Linked DNA regions of Mus musculus: region 1 is linked to region 2. Evidence: chromatin loops called from intact Hi-C (ENCODE). Cell type or tissue: left cerebral cortex. All regions are shown on one strand. Links, peaks and the distances in the headings refer to the core of each region. The heading gives the core; the rest is flanking DNA.

The links. Peaks named below come from ENCODE experiments on the same cell type or tissue, not always from the same donor. Only the 100,000 strongest peaks of a DNase experiment are listed, where the experiment ranks them.
Region 1: it touches region 2 in a loop (1.9-fold over the local background); 2 of 42 quality-filtered maps call a loop at or near these places.

What each region holds. Positions count from the first base shown.
Region 1 is chr2:160,844,739-160,855,920 of GRCm38, reverse strand. The region is part of intron 1 of Zhx3 (zinc fingers and homeoboxes 3); the gene reads left to right. Among named protein-coding and RNA genes, the nearest start is that of Zhx3, 23 kb to the left of the region's middle. In left cerebral cortex, for the core only: a CTCF peak has its summit at 5,885; a DNase peak (open chromatin) is centred at 5,890; H3K27ac peaks cover 351 bases.
Region 2 is chr2:160,779,099-160,790,280 of GRCm38, reverse strand. Zhx3 (zinc fingers and homeoboxes 3) reads left to right here. Exons shown (of 4, transcript NM_177263.3): 3 at 7,902-10,880. The coding sequence starts at 8,036. Among named protein-coding and RNA genes, the nearest start is that of Plcg1, 53 kb to the right of the region's middle. In left cerebral cortex, for the core only: no CTCF peak of the experiment used is centred there; DNase peaks (open chromatin) are centred at 3,791, 4,168, 4,340 and 5,233; H3K27ac peaks cover 2,275 bases.

The DNA of each region.
Region 1 (11,182 bases), core at 4,460-6,959, 65 kb before region 2:
AGTTTATGTGTATATTATGTGTATGCCTGGTGCTCTTGAAAGTTAGAAGAGGGGCTCAGATCCCCTGGATTTCAAGTTCTAGATGGTGGTGGCTACCACGTGAGTCCTGGAGCAGAACCTGGGTCCTCTGCAAGTTTAAATAAAAAGAAAGAACCCTAACATGCTTGAAAATAACTTTACATTTTTCCTTTTTCCTAGTTTTCCTCATGTGTATAATTTTTCCATGGCTGGATTGTACAACTCAGCATTTGTTAGTGTCTCTGAAGTGCCATGGTACTATGAAACCTGCAAACTTAGTTATAATCATTTACAGTTTACCTTAACCATCCTCTCATTTGTTAGATTTTTTAAATTATTCATAGTCTTCTTCTGAAGACTACTTGTTTTGTTGAACATACTGTCTTTCTCTACAGGCACCTAGATCTACCTTTTCTCTCCGAGAGTGGGAAGAGAGCTACATTTCTTTAGAATTTGCAGAGTGGGATGAGTAACTCTGAAGCTGTTAAGGACAGGAGATGCAGTAGTTGTAGAAAGGATAGCTGGGAGAAGCGAGATTCTAGCTAAGTCAGTAAGCAGAATGGTTGCCTAAAATGTTAACATGGAGTTTTATTAAGTCTTATATTTTAAAAATGATTGCTACAAGGGAATTTAACATTATTAGCATTTGCATACATAATCTTGCTGATAATCTGAGATATGGTTAAGCTCAAACATATTCTGAGCTCTATTAAATGTGATACTTCTTAATAAATCTTATATTAAAGTAATTATACTGACCCCAGTTATCTAATACCCCTCAAATATTAACCTTGGCCTGTGTTTCCTCCCAGTTTTGGGAACCCAAGGTACTATTGTCTGTTCAGTCCTGCACAAAGCTGTAACCTAGACAGAAGGGCCTTCCTTGGATGGAGCCATGTCTTCTGATTGGCTAGAATTGTATTTTCCAGAATAGCAGTCACATTTGTTTCACTAAGCAGAAACCTTCAGAAAATCAAAGAGCTATTTGGTTTTGAATCTCTATATCCTTACACTGGGCACAATGCCCAGCACATAGCAGATGCTCAAAAACACATTTGCAGAATGAAATGTCTTGAGATAGTCCTGAAATGTGTGAATAGTACAACAGCCTCCACTTAGCTCTTCTGTAGCTTAATGTCTTCTAAGTCAGTCATTCCTCATGATAGACTCTCTTGATCCCCATGCCTGTTTCTCCTCATTGTCTGTAGCCACTGTTGACTACTAAACACTTGTAAGGTACATGGCCAGATTTCCCAGAAGTAGTGTAGTTTACAGTAATACATTCAAGTGTACATTCTTATTTTATTTTGTTGAGAAATCCCTGGCTGCTAATGTCTTTGTACTTAACTTGTTATCAAGCCTGGTAATTAAAAAAAATGCTGTGTTCATTGTTGTCTTCTATTTTAGTGTTGCTTGATGAGCTTAATGAACTGTTCATTCAGTATCCTCATCTTTAGGGAAATCCAAGGAGGAACATTGTGGAAACCTCCCTCCAAATTGGCAATAATACCTCATTCTGTGCTTCTCAGAATTTAGTTACAGTGCAGGTTCTGATTCAGTAGGTCTGAGTACACCCTGAGATTATACCTATGTAGCAAATTCTCTCAAAGGTTAGGCTGATAGTATGGTATCTCCTGGATCATACTGTGTGTAGCAAGGTGGAGTTTTGGAGTGAAACTGCTTGTGAATGCAAATCATCAACATTTGGCTGGCTATGCAGTTCCTATCATGCCCTCAGGATAGTCTTTTTTGTTGTTGTAGTTGTTGTTGTTGTTGTTGTTTTGGTTTGGTTTTTTTTTTTTTTTTTGAGACAAGGTTTCTCTGTATAGCCCTGGCTGTCCTGGTACTCACCTTGTAGACCAGGCTGGCCTCGAACCCAGAAATCTGCCCACCTCTGCCTCCCAAGTGCTGGGATTAAAGGCGTGCGCCACCACCACCCAGCAGGAGAGTCTTTCTGATGCTCACTAGATAAGCAGAGAAAACAAGGTTGGTGTTGTTTCACTAGCCTTTAAGAGCTGTCCACCCCGTTGTTCACGTTTATTGGATTCCAACAGTGCAGCTCTCATCCAGCATACCAGCCTCTTTTCAAGTTGCTTGTCATTTAGACATTTGATGAACTGTCCATCTATATTGGGTCTTTTGTTTGTTTGTTTAGTTTTTGGTATATTTTCATATACCAGAAGGTTACCAAAAAGATGAAAATTTTGTTTATATGGTACTGTGAATTGAATCCAGGACCTTAAACATGCCAAGCAAGTACTCTGCCACTGAACTATATCCCTAGCCTAAACAGACAGTTTTAAAATCTTTGTCTATAAAGTATGCTATAACTGATAAAATTATAAGAAATGTTAATGACATTCAGCATTTTTTTTACTTTATCAAAATTTTTATAAAATGAATTCATCTCTGCATTAACATTTTTAAATGGAAAAGATACTCATGTAGATAGGAGCCTTTAAGATTAGCCAAGTGAATTCTTTAGAACACAGGGTAATTCTAACCCTAACCCCTAATCCTAGAACACAGGTTAAGAACACAGAAGTACAGATGTCCCTTTTCTCAGACTTAACTCTCCCTCCCTCCCTCCCTCCCTTCCTCCCTCCCTCCCTCCCTCCCTCCCTCCTTCCTTGTGTGTGTATGGGGGGGGCGGGGGATGGAGAACCTTCTGCAGTCTAAACCAGAAGTCTGCTATTTAGTTACAACCCCCAAACTCTATCAGTGATTTTTGTTTCAAAAAATAATTATTATTCTAAGATAGAGAACTATTTATTACATCTACTTACTTTGTAGAATTCATTGTGATTTCTTTAATGGATTACAGGATGGAGATAAATTTCTACTAAGTAAAATTTTTGTCCTTTTGCTCAGATTTTTAAATACTACCTCTTTTTTGTCAGCTTGCTGATAGCCACTTGGAATATAGTGAATAAGTAAAATATAATCATTTCTCTGTGGCATTTTCACCTGGAGTGCAAAAAGCTTGAAAGACTCATTGGATTGTTTAAGACAGTCTTAACTGACATTAATTAAACTGTTGAAAGGAAAGAGACAAATTTTAAAACATTTGGTAGACATATCCAAATCCTGAATTGGTAGAGCATGGTCATATCCTTAGCATGCTACCCAAGGGAGACAGAGACCTCCTTTGTAGAAAAAATGGGAGACACCATTCTGTATTCAGTACCATGATATAACCAGCCCCTTACAGATTTGAAGTGGAACAAGAAGCATCTTTATTTCTTCTCTATTGGACTGACATTGAGTTTGGAGCCACTCATCCATGGACTTGACATTGGATAACACAACTGGAATTAGATTATTATTCAATAGTAATGTAGTGATTATTGAAAAAGAGACCGCTCTGCCTAGGAATCAATCCCATCAGCAGACACTAAACCCCCACACTATTGCTGATGCCAAGAAGCACTTGTTGACAGGAACCTGGTATGGCTGTTTCCTGAGAGGTTCTACCAGCACCTGACCAATATAGATGTAGATATTCAAAGTCAACCATTGGACAGAGTCTGGGGACCCCAATGGAAGAGCTAGGGGAAGGACTGAAGGAGCTGAAGGAGATTGCAACCCTATAGCAAGAACAATATCAACTAACTGGACCACCCAGAGCTCCCAGAGACTAAACCACCAACCAAAGAGTATTCATAAAGGGATCCACGGCTCCAGGTACATATGAGCAGAGGACAGCCTTATCTGAAATCAATAGGAGGGGAGGCCCTTGGTTCTGTGGAAGGTTGATGTCCCAGCATTAGGGGCATGCTAGGTGGTGAGGCAGGAGTGAGCGAGTGGGTAGAGGAGCACCCTCATAGAGGCAAAGGGGAGGGGAGATAAGATGGGGGTGTGTGGATGGGTAACCAGGAATAGGGATATCACTTGAAAATGTAAACAAATAAAATTATTAATTAAAAAATGGTTATTTGTTCAGGAATATTTTCTAGGGTATATTAGCATGTCTAAAAAATGCTCTGATTTCTTCCAAGTGTTTCTAAACATGCATGTCTATTTAGTTTAATATACTACTAGCATTAAATATTGAACTATATATATGCCCCCAAATAAGCAATATTACAGAGCCCTGAAATTCAAAGGAGCTTTACAAATATTTAGAATACCCATATTTCTAGTGCTGAAACGTTCCAAGCCTATTTTTCAACATTTCTAATGATGCAGAATATCTAGGCATAGGCTAAGGGGACCATGGGGAGATAATCTAAAGGTAGGACTGACAGGTTGGAGACATAGCTCAGTGGTGGTTAAAGGGTGAGTAGTACTCTTGGAGAGAACCTGAATCTGGTTCCCAGTACTCACATTGGGCATCTCACAACTGCCTGTAATGCCAGGACATCTGCCTTAGAGTTTTATTGCTGTGAATAGATGCTGCCATGACTCTGGCAACTCTTACGAAGCAAAGCATTTAATTGGGGCTGGCTTACAGTTCAGGGTTTTAGTCCATTATTGTCATTGTGGGAATCATGGCAGCATGCATGGTGCTAGAAAAGTAGCTGAGAGTTTTTCATTTAGATCCACAGACAGCAGAAAGAGAGGGTGACACTGAGCCTGGCTTGGGCATCTGAAACCTCAAAGTCTGTCTGAATGACACATTTCCTCTAGCAGGGTCACACCTCCTAATAGTGCCATTCCCTATGAGCCTGTGGGTGCCATTTTTATTCAACCTGCCATAACATCAGATGTCCTCTTTTGTACATCTTGCAGCATTACTTAAACATGCACACTCCCCATACACATAATTTTAAAAATATATCTTTAGAAAACAACAACCTCCAAACAGGACTGGTAGTATCTGGCTAATTGTACCTATGTCAGTGTAGTTTTTCCAAATACTGTCCTAACCAGATAAGACTAGTCTTTTGTAGGCTAATTTCTGTCTATGAACCTCTATGTGTTGTTCTTCAGCAAATTTTGAAAATCTTCAGTTCTTTTGTCTTAATTTGTAACTAGCATATAGTTAAACTGTGTGCAACTATTGTGGGCCAGTCACTTTTCTAGATAACAGGGATGATGCTACTGTGTAAAAGTCACCACCATAATGGAGATCTCAAATCCATAAATAATAGGGTCTAGAGTTACAGTCAAATTGAAATTTAAAAAACAAAAGTGTTTGCGTCACTCTAAATTCGAATTTAAGTGCTGTTGTTGCTAGCTTTAGTTCTTCACAAGTACCCATGATTGCTTAATGACTTAATGTTGACTTCTCATAGGTAGCTTGATCTAAGAGGGAAAGAAAACACCTGAGACGGAAGCCAGAGCCCCTCTATAACCTTGTTTTGGAAATGACGCTCCAGCACATCTGCTGTATTTGTTAGAAGTGAGTCAGTAAACTGGCCCACATTGCAGCAGAGGAGGTTACCCAAGGGCATGAATACCAGGAGGCAAAGATCATTAGTGACCATCTCAGAGTGTGCCTAACACAGAGAGTGAGACATAAGCAACTTTAACATATCACTTAAATGTTTTCAGTTATAAGTGGCAAATTTGTGGTAATGGAAATTATTGCTTTCTTTTTGTTTTATTCTATTTAATTTAAAAGACTTTACAAATATGCAAAAAAGAACATTATAAACATTGGCTATTATTCTGATGCCATTGTAGATTTTTCTTACCTGTATCAATGTTAGGACTGAATTGTTAGCTAATACCAACTTGTACCAATGGTTAACCCTGATGAGCTTTTACCCTGGTAGGTAGACTTTATGCATTTACTAAGTATTATCTTACGTAATCCTCAGGAACTCTCTGAGATAGACACCACTACTGTTTCTGTTCTACAAATGAAAACGCTTACATTGTGAATTTCTGATGGTGGCACAGGCAGTGTCACCAGCTAGTGGGCAGCACAGAGTAAGAGGAGGACAGGCTGGAGCTCACACATCCAACTGTAGCACTATTTTTGTCTTCTTTGATAGAATTATTCAAGTGCTAAATTAACCCAGGATTCCCTGGGAAATAATTTGATGATGTTTACTTACTAAATTTAGTATCATCTTGTTAGTGGGTGAGTTCCCCCTTTTACTTTTTAAATGAGGAAACCAAGGCTTAGGCAGATGAGCTGCCTGTCTGTGGTTATGCAACAACCTTAGGTGTTGGCGACAGCAGCATCCAAGAGTCAGGTTCCTGATACTAATATTAGCATTATTTCCTTTAAAATCTAAGTATTTAGCTACAAAGAAGATCAAGGTTTTAGTAGAATAGCTTAGGAAAATAAATGTTTTGTCTTGAACTGCTCAATCTGTTAGCTGGGATTCATAATTAGCTAATTTTATTTAATTATTTTCCTTTTATTGTTTTGTTGTTGTTTTGAGACAGAGTCTCACTGTGTAGCTCTGACTGGCCTAGAATTCACTCTATACAAGGCTGGCCTGGAACTCAAAAAGATCTGCCTGTCTCCACCATGCTTGACTAAAATACTTTATATTTTTAACTATAATTTCTGAGGAAAATATATATTTTAACTTCCATAACAAAATACAAAGGACCTCTAGATACCATTAAGGAAAACTATAGTATATAAACATTTCAGTAACACTAAATTATATATAATGTGCATGCAAAAACTTTATTGAAAGTGGAACAGCTAAAAGGCACTCCATAATTGAGTTTGAGGTTTTACATTTTATGTACATGTACACAGTTTATATGAAGATAACTGATGAAGTCATCTTTCATATGTGAATGTCTCATTTATAGTTCTCTGCATCACACTTTTATAATTCAAAGAATGCTATAATATTTCAAAACAAATTGGTAAGCGTTTCCCTTACAAGAAACTAAAAATGGAATAGTTCTGGAACAACTGAGTTACAGTTTTTTCAGTCACATAAATGTGTGTCCCAGTGCTGTTTTTCAAAGCCAGAGGACAAACATTCTAATTGTGGAGTTAGAAAACAAGAGGAGCACGGTCACCTGACTGTACTTGTTTGGTAAGAAGTGAAGCACAATTATTTTAAAAATACTTCTGTAAGTTTCTTCTTTCTCATTTTGGGCATAACAGTGGGCTTTATTGATAGTATATACAAGAGTGGGGCTACCTAAGCCCTTCCCCTTCTTCTGAGGATCTCAGGTACAAAGACTGAGAACAATGTTCAGTGTGTTGGGGAGCTGAGTGAGGCAGGGATTTCCTAGCAGCTGAGAGCCTCCCTCTTCCTCTCATGTAGAAAACAAAATGCATAGAGTTTGAAGACTGCAGTCTTGGTGAGAAAGGCTGTTTCTTTGAGCAGCTGTAACTGAATAGCCAACATGTTAAAGAAAATCTCAGGAAGGGAAACTAATAGGTATTGATACTCTTAGGAAACTGGAGATAGTGGAAAGACATAGGATTGGTTGTTGCTTGTACATCGAGGTGGGCAGGGGAAGAGATGGATCGGTTCTGAAGAAGAGGCTGATTTTGGTTTGGCACAAGCAAAGGAGCTTCAGAGGAACTGGGTTGTCCAAGAGCTGATATGCAGTGTACAGCTGGCCTATGGTGAGAGGAAGCTGGCTTTGGGAATTGCTGGCATGTAAAGTGAGACCTGAGCAACTGGAACAGCATAGATGAACACAACAGTCAGTGGCCTGAGAGTCAGAGAGTCTAGTAAAGCATTCTGCTTGGTGCCTTATCAATACCAAATGCAGTACTTAAATTAATTATTTGATCAATAGCTGTACATTTAAGAATCATTATACAATAAGTATTTTATATTTTATAGTTGAAGCATGAAATACAATTTTATTGCTATAGGGAAGCCAAATTGTATTACATTTTCTTTTAAAGTTATGCATATAATACCCAAACATATACTTAACATATCCAAAGCTTTCCACTTTGACCTTTCTCCTAACCCTTTGTCCTCCAAAGATTTTTAAGATGGTTTTCTATTTACTATTGCTAAGAGAAGCTGTGTCTGAATAGACAGTAAGTTAGAAATTGGAGATTGTGATTCTTCATGCTTGCCTTTGGCTCATAGCTGTGTTTTGTTAGCATTCATTGACTAGGCTTCCTGGAAGAGGTACTTACCTTTGCCCTTTGTGGTGAGTAGTCTTGATGCTATAGGACATTCAGCTTCACAGTGGAGGGCTAAATCCCTGTGTCATGAACTCTGGGGATCTCTACACAACTGAATAGATGCAGTAGAGAGGTGTGTTATTTCCATGGAATAGAAAACCACTGTTCTGTGAGTGCATGTACACAAGGCCACACAACCAGATGGACGTCAGGGAGTTGTGATATGTCTTTTTATATGCATTTACATTTTAGTATGCTTATACCAACCTCTCACTGTTAGAGTAATCTTTAGTAAATAATAGTAAAAAGTAGCCATGAGCCATTGCCTATTTATTATTTTAAATACTTTCACTGGCCCCACTTTACTGTATGTAATGAACTTAGGATTCTAGGTTATAGCTGATATCTGAACCTCATTAGAGGTATTAAAAGCCTAGTAGACATCTGGGGCATTACTCTTAGTGTTAAATATACATAAAACTATGTATTGAAGATTTCTACTTGGCAGGAAGGGTGAGAAGAGAAATATATGATTTCCTTTGATATTTGCAGAATCTAAAAACATTAATCCTGAGCAAAAGCTCTGTAAAGCTTCTGGGCATGTCTTTGATGTTGTCAGAACTGTCCTGCAGTCTCCATTTTGGGAAACAGTACTATCCTGGATTTAGTAATTAAAGCCATAAAGTTGAGCTCCATCCTTAAACTCTGTTCCTTATGTGCAGCTCATCAGAAACCTGCTGATGCCTCCTGCTTCCAGAACACAGAGAACCTTCTCCATTGCCAGCAGCCCACTGTGGGCACTAAAGCGGACTTCTATACCAGCCATTTGTTTTCTTTTTCTGCTCATATTCTAGCCCTACTACTATCCATTTGACACTTCACCCAGAGTGCTCTTTTTTGGAAACCTAAGTCAACTATGTTAGTGTCTTTTTTCACTCCCTCTTACTTGAACCCCCCCTCCCCCCACCCCATTTCCATCTCTTGTATCCCAGGCTGGCCTTGAACTCATTATATAGCCAAGAATGACTTTGAATTTCTGATCCTTCTACATCTATTCTCAAGTGCAAGGATTACTAGCATGCTGACATTACCGTCTCCAGTTTTATGTAGTCTTAGACCAATTGAGCATACAGCCCTCATTTTAATCTGTTGGTTTCTTAGTGTTTGTTAGTTTGGTTTCTGTTAACATTTATAAAAGAGGATCCGATAAGCAATTTTCTTTGTGGGAGTGGGGGGATGTTGTGAACTCTACTAATGGTATTCAAGAGAGTAGGGTTCCCTAAGTTCCTCCCTCCTCCTGGGGATCTGGGATGGAAACTGTAAAGGGAGATGCTTAGTGTTGGGACAGGAACTTTTCAGTAACTGAGGGCCTTTTTCTTCCTACATTCTTGCTGGGGCACGTGGCCCAGGGCTCCTTACTCCTTGGAGGCTCTGTAGGCCATGAGGACCACTACCCTGTTGCTGTAGTCATATTCATTGTCATACCAGGAAATGAGCTTTACAAAGTTGTCATTGAGAACAATTTCAGCCCCATCATCAAAGGCAGAAGAGGAGGCATCACTATTAAGTAGCAGGAGACAACCTTGTCTTCAGTGTAGCCAAGGATGCCCTTTTAGTGGGCCCTTTGATGACTGCTTCATCACATTCTTGATGTCATCATACTTGGCTTTCTTCAGGCAATATGTCAGATTCATGATAGATACATTGGAATAGGAACACATAAGTCAGTGAGCTTCCTGTTCGGTTCTAGTATGGCCTTGCCCACAGCCTTGGCAGCACCAGTGGATGCAGGAATGATGATCTGGGCGGCCCTATGATCATCATGCTAGAGCTTCCAGAGGGGCCATCCATAGTTTTCTAGGTGGTAGTGATGGCATAGACTGTGGTAATTAGTCCTTTCATAATGCCAAAGTTGTCATGAATGACCTTGGCCAGGGAGGCTAAGTTGATGGTACAGGAAGCATTGCTGACAATCTTGAGTGAGTTGTCATACTTCTCATGGTTCACACCCATCACAAACATGGAGACATCAGCAGAAAAGGCAGGGATTATGACCTTTTTAGCCCAACCCTTCAAGTTGGACAGGCCTTCTCCATGATGGTAAAGACACCAATAGACTCCACAACAAACTCAGCATCACCCCACTTGATGTTGGTGAGATCTCACTCCTGGAAGATGGTGACAACCTTTGAAAATGACAAGCTTTCCTTTCTCAGCCTTGAATCTGCTGTGGAACTTGCCATGTAGAGCCTGTAGGCCATGTAGTTGAGATCAGTGAGGAGGTAATGATCTGTCTGCTGGAGTTGAAGGAAGCCCTGGTACCCAATAAGGCCAAATATGTTCACTCTGATCTTCATCATTATGTCTTAGGGATAGGGGTGGCACTGCATGAGAAGACATGGGTGTCTCTGGAACAGGAAGGAGCAGAGACAGATAAGCAATTTTCAAATTATAACTGCACTGAATTTTCTAGAGAGCTTTTAAATATACAAACCTGGGCCCACTTTTGTCAGTATTGGCTCAGTTGAATTGTGTGGTCTAGAGAATGTTTTAAAGAAGCTCCCAGATAATTTTGTGTGATCATATTGGTAGCTGAACTGGGTTCTTTTAACTCAAGTGGGAATGACCATTCTTTCAGAAGTAGATTCAAGCTACAGGTACCCTTGTCCTAAGAAGTACTGGATTTAGAGCCAGCTTCTCTCTCCCTCTCTCTCTTTCTCTCTCCCTCCCCCTCTTCTCCTCCATCTTCCCCCCTCCCCCTGTGTGTGTGTACATGCGCTCGTGCATGTGCACATGCCTTGTGTGCTGCTATTTCTTCACTCTGTAGTCCTAGCACCTATGTGGGTGGTCTCCCCAGCTCATTCCCTCCTTCATTGTAGAGAGCTGTTCTACTGGCTTTTCCTTATGAGAACATTAGAGGATGCAGCTGTTCACTAGACCTTTAATTATTCTCTCGGCGATCCCTGTCTCCCTTCTACTTCCACATCAGCTTCTACTGTGTGAATTCAGGTTTGCTTTCCCCAGGGTTCTGTGGGTAAACACACATTCTTGGGGGTTCTTTCTTTTTGCTTGATTCAGATTGAGTTTTTTTCTACATGATCTTGATTTTTAATTTTTTTATATCGTCAGTCATCACTCTGATAACCT
Region 2 (11,182 bases), core at 3,768-6,267:
CTAACCCCCAGGGTAGGATGAGGAAGTGTAGCTTTTGGAAAGCCATCGGACCATGGAGAAAGAAGCCTAGTGAGCAGTACTGGTGCATTTTAAAAAGAGGCTGGACATGACTATGATCTTGAAGAGCTCTGGGAAAATATGGAACTTTACTGATGAAGTACAGTTGGGCCTGGTAGTTTGATAGAAGATCAGAAGTGGATTTTGTAGATGTATCCTGACTCTTAAGCTGAGCAACCCATTGGATGGCATTTAAGGTTGCCTATCAAGAAAGAAATGGTAACCTTAACAGCATTCAGAACACACCTCCAGAAGTGAGTGTGTACTTTAGAGTTTGGCCTTTGCTTCTAGAGACTGGAGCCTGTACTTCTGCAACTTTTCCCTGATGGAGCACTGCCTTTTTCTGGATGAAGGAACTAGAACTTTTTTAACAGAAAAGGCAAGAAAGGGCTCAATAGCTTTCTTCCCCCTTTGACAAGTAGAATAAATTTAAAAATTAACTTGTTGAGTTTGTTGTTCTTTATAAAAAGAAAAGGAAGCCAGGGATATGTTTAGTGGAGGCACAGTATGGTATGGGAGAAGGCGGTGCCTCTGCTGACCCATGCTGAGGCATCCCTTCCCCCTGAGGTACCAGCCTCAAGACGAAGGTATACTATAAAATAGAGTTTATTTAGGGCATGGAGAGGGGAGTTGAGGGGGGAGTAGAGACAGAGAAAGGTAGAAAGGGAGAGAAAGAAAGAGAAAGAGTAGAGGAATGGAGTAGAACCTGGCCATGAGCACATGGGGGCGGGGGATAGGGAGACTAGGGACAGAAAGTAAGGGAGTAAGAGCAGGAGAGTGAGAAGGGGGCAAGTAGACCCTTTTATAGTGAGTCAGGCATACCTAACTGTTGCTAAGTAACTGTGGGGTAGAGCCTAGAGGAAATGCCAACAGAGTTCACTTAAAAAGAAGACAACCAAACTGTCATTAAAAAGGACTAGGAAACAAGCTTTAGAGGAAGCTAGTTTAATGACAAGAACTAAAAGATAAGGCCAGCTGATGACACCTGCAGCTGCTGCCCCACCAGCATCATAGGATTGGGGAGGGAGGACTAAGGAAAAGCATATGTTTATTCACTTATGAACTCCTATTTCGAAGCATTATTCACAAGAGTTAAGAGGTGGACACAGCCTAATGTCCACTGACAGACAAGGAGATAAAAAAGAATGTGATGGATATAGAGAGTGGAATATTAGTCTTCAAAAGGAAGGGCATTGTGATACAGTATTACAACATAAAAGGACATTGAGACAGCTGAGTGAAAAGAACCAGACAATAGAAAGCCAATAGTTTTTGTACTAAGTAACCCTGGTTAGTAGTAACCCTGGTTAGTAGTAACCCTGGTTAGTAGTAACCCTGGTTAGTAGTAACCCTGGTTAGTAGTAACCCTGGTTAGTAGTAATGTCGGCAGATGATGAAGGTACAGACTGCGTGTGACTCTCATCTGCTTGGACTACATCCTGAACTAGGGCTTCAGCTCATGCGAGCTATAGTGTAAGCCAATACAGATAGCGCTGTGCTATTAGAATTCTTTTGTTGTTGTTGTTATTGTTGTTGTTTTTGGTTTTGGTTTTTTGAGACAGGGTTTCTCTGTGTAGCCCTGGCTGTCCTGGAACTCACTCTGTAGACCAGGCTGGCCTCGAACTCAGAAATCCGCCTGCCTCTGCCTCCCGAGTGCTGGGATTAAAGGCGTGCGCCACCACGTCCAGGTATTAGAATTCTTAACTCCATGCCTAGATCCCATTTATCCATGTGTTTAATAACTAAAAACTATCATTATATGCCAAGCATTGTGTGACATGGTAGAATTTGAAGAGGAAAAGGTCAGAAAGTTTGGAAGTATTAGGAATGTCTGCCTGAATGACCAGGGCCTGTGGTAGGATAATCCCTGTCTGCCCAGCCCAGCAGTGCTTCCTTAAAAAAAAATGAAACAAGATTTTGACATAGATGTGGGAGGTATCACAATGGTAGACACGGTTCCCACTGACTTCTCTTCTGGGTGAGCTGCAAATTGAGGACTTCTTTCATTTCTAATTGCCACATTTGGAAAAGACAGACACAAATTTTTATGTGCGCAAAGGACTGAGGATATAGTTTGGTGATTGGCTGTGCTCAAAGAACTGATCCCAAGAGAGTCTGCAGAATGAATTGAAGGTGCTTACACTGCACAGGCAGTTACTAAAGTGTAAGATGAAGACCTTCAACCATGAGACAAGTCAAATACAGAAAGAACTTGTTGGTTGTGTAGTAAACAGTTAAGTTATCTGTGCCTACCAGGGAGATCAACTAAGAAAGTAAACATCACAGTTGTGATCAGCTGAGCCTTGTTGACCCTCATAAGAGCCTGCAGAGCAGGCCATGTGAAAGTCTATCTGGGAAGGCATCTGGGCTGCACCCTTTCCCCCTTCCTCAACAGTGGGTGCTTCTGAGTTCCCTTAGAGCTATGGCTTTAACATGCAGGCAAACACAGATTGTGTTTGGGTACTGCATCCTGTAGGGGCAGTGCCCATGCATAGTACTACAGCATCTACCCCCCTAAAGTTTGTCAGCGTCGAGATATTTGGGGTATATAGGAATGTGATTTACCATCCCTGTCACCTATTTGAATGATCTAAGGCTCAACCCCACTAGCCTACTACATTCTTACTTGTTTCTGTAGCAATTAAAAGTTCTGGGAAATGTGTCATTTTAGCATTTGGTTAAATTTAACTTTTTTGTTTTGAATCCATAGAATACTCATACTGTTCTGAAATTAGGGGGTCCATGGAGGCTAATGGTTAGCTAATGGCAGTATAAATGTAGTGCCTTTGTATTTTTCACACGTGCATATTATTCCACTTTCTAGATATGCTATAATTGATTTGACTGTCTCTTTTTGATAATCGATTAGGTTGTTTCTCATCTGTTGTTGTCCCAGTGCTGGCTATGTATTCCATACTTTATATATGTGTGGGTTTATCAATAGGCTGAGTTCCTATTTATACGAGAGTGGCTGAGTTGAATAAAAGAGAACATTTCCATTTTTGTTTTAGTGGATTTTATAAATGGTGAGTGAGCATATCTATTTTTGAAGCCTTACCCACTGGATATAACCTCAGATGTCACTGGTTTTTCCCAAGCAAGCAAAAGAAAAGCAGATAGTTCTGTATTCCTCACAGTGATAGAATGAAGTGCTGTACGTCTGATCTTGTGGACTTTGTAATAAGGTCAGTGAAGACAGTTGTCAATGAGACTAAGTCTGTAGGATGAGGAGGGATGCTGGATTTGCAGGGTGAGCCAGGGAGGGCTTTTATTTTCTAAATAAATGTTCTTCAGAGATTCTTGTAAGCATGCCAGCCTGCAAGCTATTTAACTTGAAAACTATGTGGCTTACACTGGAAATTTTCAATTAAAACAAAACAAATGTAATTTCAGAAGTAAAAGCACATCCAGAACAAACCATTTATAATGCTTTAACATCTTTTAGTTTAAATTTAATAAAGTAATTTACTTTTGTATTTGAAACAAAATTTAGGATTCAAGTCTGTTTCCCAGTAACAAATTTACTTTGAAAGCAGCTTTCTCACACCTCCGTGGAACAAGTGCTGGCCACTTGCCTCTTCTGCTACCCTAGCCTTGCTCCCAGCCCTACCCCAACCCCTTAAGTCTCACCCCACTTCCTGTATTTTTTCTGTGGGTTTGAGTGGGTTTTGGCAAAGACTAGAGTCTTTTTCACTGGGGACATTGGCATTTCACAGCCTCTCTGCTCATTAGCAGTCTGATCCATTTGCTCCCCAAAACACTTGGGAGAAAACCAGCTCAATCTAGTTTCCTCTAGAACAGATTCCACTATCAGCAGCTCAGAGCTCCTTTTGCTTTCTGCATGGTGCTTACTAGTTCCAAATATGTTTTGGTTAATAGTAATACCATCATCCTACTCACCAAGTTGAAGTCTGTCTCCATTCACATGGACACAGAACACATACCCTGTACTTTCAAAAGAGTTTTCAGAACCCAGCTACCCCTCATTGCCTCAGTTTCTCCCAGCCTGATGCCAGCCACTGTCGTCTCCTGCCTGGACTTCTTCCATATTCTCATAGATGCCCCTGTGTAGCCTCTGGCTTTTCCCAGTTTGTTCTTAGTACAGCCAGTGACGCCATGCTGAACTAAACACAAGGCAGATCCTGTTAGCCCTGTATTTAAAGTCCTCCTTTGGATTGCCTGTCTCAGAGAAATTTTAACATCATTGTCTGTCTGCACTATCCCACCCCCACAGCTCTTTAACCTGGTCTCTTTCTGCCCTCTCTCTGCTTCTGCCACCATTTCAACACCTACTGCCAGATGCTATTTCTGCCTGGAATATACTTCCCCATATACACAAGACATCTCACTTCTTCATGTCCCAGCTGATGTCCCAGGGCTGGGAATTGAAAACGGCCTTGTACACGTTAAACAAGTGCTTTTCCATTGAGCTATGTGCTCAACTCCCAGCTCTTCTTTTAGGACTGGGTGAGTAGTCACTGTCTGAGACAGTGCCAGTGAACAGGCCCAAGAGTAACTGCTGAAACAAAGCAGATACTTTCCTGAAAGTGCCCCCTGGAGTAACACATTTTCTCACATTTCATTGATTACACCTAACCTTGGTTAGACAGGGAATTAATTCCAATGAGTCTGGGAAAGTGAGCCTCAGTATTAATGGTCCTAATAACCATTAGCTTCTTGAGTTCAGAGATGGCATAAACTTAACAAATCTAACCTACATAAAGGTATTTGTATGTGTGCTCACTATATAATACTATTCTAAGACCCTTTCCATTGGTGCTAAGTATTGAGCTCCTTGTCTCTGGAGATGCTCAGACAATGACTGTTCTAACCACCAAGTAGTGGTGCATTGAAGGAACCTCATACAGAGGCTAGGCTGGCTAGACTGAGTCTTTAAGTAGCTCTGATTCTGGGGCCTCTGTGTTTATAACATGCTTGCCCTTCTGAGCTTGAAGAATAACGTAGCATTCGCTTTAGAAGTGATAACATCTGAGTGGAACAGGCTATTTCTGTTGGTGATTTGACAGAAACAAGAATTGTTTGAGGGGTGAAAGCAGAGAGCTTAGGCCCTGTGCTCTCGGTTGAATTTTAGTTTTAAATGCAGAAAGTATTAAGACCTATACGCACTCAGTGGGTTAAACTAGCTCAGCTCTGGGCTCTGCCATTCTTTACCACTGGCAGACATAGGGTTAGACAGATTTGAACTTTGTGTAAGCTCTTTATTTTCAACAGAACTCTGACTACTCCAACCAGCAGGTCTGCTGTATTACCACAGTCTTGCCCACACACACTCCTGATGGAAGATGGTTTCCTATGTGTGCTGTTCCGTTGTAGCGTGCTGTTGACTCATTCTATCCCACTGTGACAGTTCTCTATTAGCTGTAACAGGAAAAATACAGCTTATCTTCTTTTTTTATTATTTTATATCATTTTTTTCCTGTGCATGGGCACACATGCCACAGTGTACAAATGGAGGTCAGGAGACACTTTGTGGGACTCGTTTTCTTCTTCTACGATGTGGGTACTAAATATAGAGCATGTCAGGCTTGGCAGCAAGCTCCCTTACCTACTAAGCCATCTTGTTGGGCCACTGCCCCTCATCTGACAGTGAGAAAAAAGTAAGAATCATTCTAACATTGAAATACCCTTCAGGCTGGTTGATTTTATGACAGATTGACACAGCTGGAGTCAGCAGACAGGAGGGAGCCTCAACTGATAAGGTGCCACTGTAAGAGTCGGCTGTAGGCAAGCCTGTAAGGCATTTTCTTAATTAGCAATTGATGTGGGAGGGCCCAGCCTATTGCGGGTTGTGCTGTTCTGGTGATCCTGGGTGCTATAAGAAAGCAGTTTGAGGAGTTGGAGAGATGGCTTGGTGGTTAAGAGCACTGACTGCTCTTCCAAACATCCTGAGTTCAAAATCCAGCAACTACATGGTGGCTCACAACCATCTGTAATGAGATCTGACGCCCTCTTCTGGTGTGTCTGAAAGACAGCTACAGAGTACTTAAATATTCGGCTGAAGCGAGTTGGGCTGGAGCAACCACATGATGGCTCACAACTATCTGTATAGCCTTGGCTGTCCTGGAACTCACTCTGTAGACCAGGCTGGCCTTGAACTCAGAAATCCTCCTGTCTCTGCCTCCCTAGTGCTGAAATAAATAAATCTTAAAAATAAAAAACAGAGAGAGAGAGAGAGAGAGAGAGAGAGAGAGAGAGAGAGAAAGAAAAGGAAAGGAAAGAAAAGAAGAAAAGAAAAAGCAGTTTGAGCAAGCCAGTAGTAAGCACCCCTCCTCCCTGGTCTCTGTATTAACTCCTGTTTCCAGGTTCCTGCCCTGTTTGAGTTCCTGCCCAGACTTCCTTCAGTGGTGGACTACGATGTGGAAGTGTGAGCCATGTAAACCCTTTCCTCTCCAAGTTACATTTGGTCATGGTGTTTCATCACAGTAGTCCTTACTAAGATATCCTTTAATGCTTTTTAAAAAAGAAAAGTCAAGTCACGTCGTGGTGGCACACGCAGGCAGATCTCTGTGAGGTTGAGGCCAGCCTGGTCTGTAGAGTGAGTTCCAGGACAGTTAGGGCGGTTACACAGAGAAACCCTGTCTCAAAAGAAAAAAAAAAAAAAAAAGGAGGAGAAAGAATAAGACATAAAGTAGAATAAAGAAAAAGATGGGAAGAATGACCACCACCCACCAAATCCACTGGAATAACTGTCAAAACTCTGAACCATGCATAAGGAGATGTGAAAATAAAAGGGCTGTGTGTGCTGTAGTATTATATATATATAGATATAGATATAGATATTCAGGGTAAATGTAGCCTACAGGGAAAATGGACTTAATCAGAATGAGACCTTCTATGATGGGCATATCCTGTCCTCCTCCTTGCTTCTGGAGTTGCTACACCTGCACCAGCCTCTTTCCTTGTACCCCTCCCGTACCCATTTCTTGAGAATAGACATTGTTTAGATCTGGAAATCCCCTACTTTCCCCTTATCCTTTCCCCCCTGAGGGCCTATAAAAACTGGGACCCCTTTCCCCTCGTGGTCAACTCCTCTACCCCTGTGTGGGATATGAGTTGTCCCCAGAGCTCTGACTTTCCCCAAATAAAGCCTCATGTGGTTTGCATCAAGTTTGGTCTCTCGTGAGTTTTTGGGTGTTCACTATTATCCCGAGGCCTGAGCGAGGGGCTCCTCTTGGAGTCTTTCACTGGATGTGTGAGCACCCTCTGATCCTTGGCTTGCCTAGGTGACAGTGTCGTAGGCACAGGGAGGAACTACAGCTTTCCCATTGTTGGGAATACAGGTGGTAGGACAACAAGCAGGAAAGACAGGCTTGGCTCTTACACCCTGCCTGCATCCATACTGAAACTTGACTTGGTCTCTGGGCCCAGTTTGAAGGAGACAGAGGCATTGTCATGTTCTTGTATGTGGGAAGACTATGAAAAGAAAAACCCTTGTTGGCCCAAATGTTTAAACAGGAATTACACTGGGTCTTTTGTTCTCAGTCTAAACTGGTCAGAATTAATTTTTAGACTCAAAAAGAATGGTTCTCCTTCCCTCCTCCTTTCCTTACTATAAGCTGAGTTACTTAATGCAAAGATATAGGGAGATGAACAAAGAAAAAAGTGTACAATTTAAACATATCAAATGGTACAGAGCATCCAAGCTCATTCTCAGGACAACTACCAAGGTGTTCCTGCCTTACAATTCATAGCTAAGAAGCACACCAGCTCCTTGTGAACACTCACAAGATATAAAGTGAGCAGTATGTGATAAGGGGCCTGAAAAACAGATAGATTCAGAGACTGTAAGATCTTCATCATACTTTTTTTCTCTTTTTCTCCAGGCTTAAGGAAAAGTGGCTTTCTGCAAATAACTGACAAAACTGACCTTAGAAGCACTTCCCAGGGCCTCATGGAGTAGCTGGAATTTGTACTACAAGGCTTTCTTGCCTACTGGTTACCTGAAGTGGTTGTCGCCATGGCCAGCAAAAGGAAGTCCACCACCCCATGCATGATCCCCGTTAAGACCGTGGTGCTGCCGGGTGCCAGCACAGAGCCTCAGCCTGTGGAGTCTCTGCCTGAAGGTCCCCAGCAGGATCTTCCCTCAGAGGCACCTGATGCGAGCAGCGAGGCAGCCCCAAACCCCAGCAGCACTGATGGCTCTGCCCTGGCAAATGGGCACCGGAGCACTTTGGATGGCTATGTATATTGCTGTAAAGAGTGTGAGTTCAGGTCCCAGGATGTGACCCACTTTATAGGACATATGAACTCAGAGCACACAGACTTTAATAAAGACCCAACTTTTGTATGTACAGGGTGCAGTTTCCTGGCAAAAAACCCTGAAGGACTTTCCCTGCATAATGCCAAGTGTCACTCAGGGGAAGCCAGCTTTTTGTGGAATGTGACCAAGCCAGACAATCATGTAGTAGTGGAGCAGAGTGTCCCTGACAGTGCTAGCTCATCTGTCCTAGCAGGTGAGTCTACTACGGAAGGGACTGAAATCATCATTACCAAGACTCCAATCATGAAGATAATGAAAGGCAAAGCTGAAGCCAAAAAAATCCATATGCTTAAAGAGAACGCTCCTAATCAGCCTGGGAGTGAGGCCTTGCCTAAGCCATTGGCAGGGGAGAGAGAGGTTAAAGAGGGGGACCACACTTTCATCAATGGGGCAGCTCCAGGCAGTCAGGCATCTGCTAAGTCCACAAAACCCCCTCCTGCTGCCAATGGGCCCCTGATAGGAACAGTGCCTGTCTTGCCAGCTGGTATAGCACAGTTCCTCTCCCTCCAGCAGCAGCCCCCAGTACATGCCCAACACCACACCCACCAACCCCTGCCTACATCCAAGACCCTTCCGAAAGTCATGATCCCCTTGAGCAGCATCCCAACATATAATGCAGCTATGGACTCCAACAGCTTTCTGAAGAACTCCTTCCACAAATTCCCCTACCCAACCAAAGCTGAGCTCTGCTATTTGACTGTGGTGACCAAGTATCCAGAAGAACAGCTTAAAATCTGGTTCACAGCCCAGAGGCTGAAGCAAGGAATCAGCTGGTCTCCTGAGGAGATTGAAGATGCCAGGAAAAAGATGTTCAATACAGTCATCCAGTCTGTGCCTCAGCCCACAATCACAGTTCTAAACACCCCGCTTGTTGCCAGTGCTGGCAATGTACAGCACCTCATCCAGGCTACTCTCCCAGGTCATGCTGTGGGACAGCCTGAGGGCACAGCAGGGGGGCTGTTGGTCACTCAACCACTGATGGCCAATGGGTTACAAGCATCAAGCTCATCTCTCCCTCTGACAACTGCATCTGTTCCCAAGCCAACTGTGGCACCCATTAACACTGTGTGTTCAAATTCGGCATCAGCTGTGAAAGTTGTCAATGCAGCCCAGTCACTCCTCACAGCATGCCCCAGCATAACTTCCCAAGCTTTCCTTGATGCAAACATCTACAAAAATAAGAAGTCTCATGAACAGCTCTCGGCTCTGAAAGGAAGCTTCTGTCGGAACCAGTTTCCTGGGCAGAGTGAAGTAGAGCATCTGACCAAAGTGACAGGCCTCAGTACCAGAGAGGTGCGGAAGTGGTTCAGTGACCGGAGATATCACTGCCGGAATCTGAAGGGCTCCAGGGCCATGATGCCCGGAGAGCATGGCTCTGTTCTCATTGACTCTGTGCCAGAGGTGCCCTTTCCCCTGGCATCTAAAGTTCCAGAGGTGACCTGTATCCCAACAGCAACCTCACTAGTAAGCCACCCTGCCACCAAACGACAATCTTGGCACCAGACCCCAGACTTCACACCAACCAAATACAAAGAAAGAGCCCCAGAGCAGCTGCGAGTCCTAGAGAACAGCTTTGCACAAAACCCACTTCCCCCCGAGGAGGAGCTGGACCGCCTAAGAAGTGAAACGAAAATGACTCGAAGGGAAATTGATGGCTGGTTCTCAGAGAGGCGGAAAAAGGTGAATACTGAGGAGACAAAGAAAGCTGATGGGCACATGCCTAAGGAGGAGGAGGAGGGTGCTGAGCAGGAGGGTAGAGATGAAGAGTTGGCCAATGAGCTGAGGGTCCCTGGTGAAAATGGCTCTCCTGAAATGTTTCTTAGCCATGCCTTGGCAGAACGGAAGGTCAGCCCCATCAAAATCAACCTCAAGAACCTGCGGGTCACTGAAGCCAGTGGCAAGAGTGAGTTTCCAGGGATGGGTGTCTGTGAGCCTGAGGAAGATGGTTTGAACAAGTTGGTAGAACAGCCACCAAGCAAAGTAAGCTACAAAAAGACCGCACAGCAGCGTCATTTGCTTCGGCAGCTCTTTGTCCAAACACAGTGGCCAAGCAACCAGGACTATGACTCCATTATGGCCCAAACAGGGCTGCCCCGGCCAGAGGTGGTACGCTGGTTTGGAGATAGCAGGTATGCCCTTAAGAATGGCCAGCTCAAGTGGTACGAAGACTATAAGAGGGGAAACTTCCCACCAGGTTTGCTGGTCATAGCCCCTGGCAACCGAGAGCTGCTGCAAGATTATTACATGACACACAAGATGTTGTGTGAGGAAGATCTGCAGACCCTCTGTGATAAGACCCAGATGAGTGCCCAGCAGGTCAAGCAGTGGTTTGCTGAGAAGATGGGTGAAGAGACCCGGGCTGTGGCAGATATAAGCAGTGAGGATCAGGGCCCTAGAAATGGAGAGCCTGTGGCAGTTCACAAGGTGCTGGGTGATGCCTATTCGGAGCTGTCTGAGAACAGCGAATCATGGGAGCCAAGTGCTCCTGAGGCCAGCTCAGAGCCTTTTGACACTTCAAGTCCCCAGTCTGGACGTCAACTCGGTAAGGAGCTCATGGGATCTAAGCATGGCTTTTCTCTGAACCTGAGGGAGGGTACAGTCACAGAGTAGGTACAGGTGGCAGGTACAGCTACCTCTAGAGCATTCAGACCAACTGCAGAGGAGTGAATGCCAGGGACAACTGGCAATAAAAGCCATAGAAGTAAAAGCTCAGAATTGGACTTTTGGTTTTGGTGCCTCTGTTTTTTTATTTATGGTGATGTTTTTGTTTTAAATCCATGCAGGGGAGAGAACATAGTCTTAAAGAGAGAACTTAAAGGGACTCCTGTGTTTCTAACCATTTCT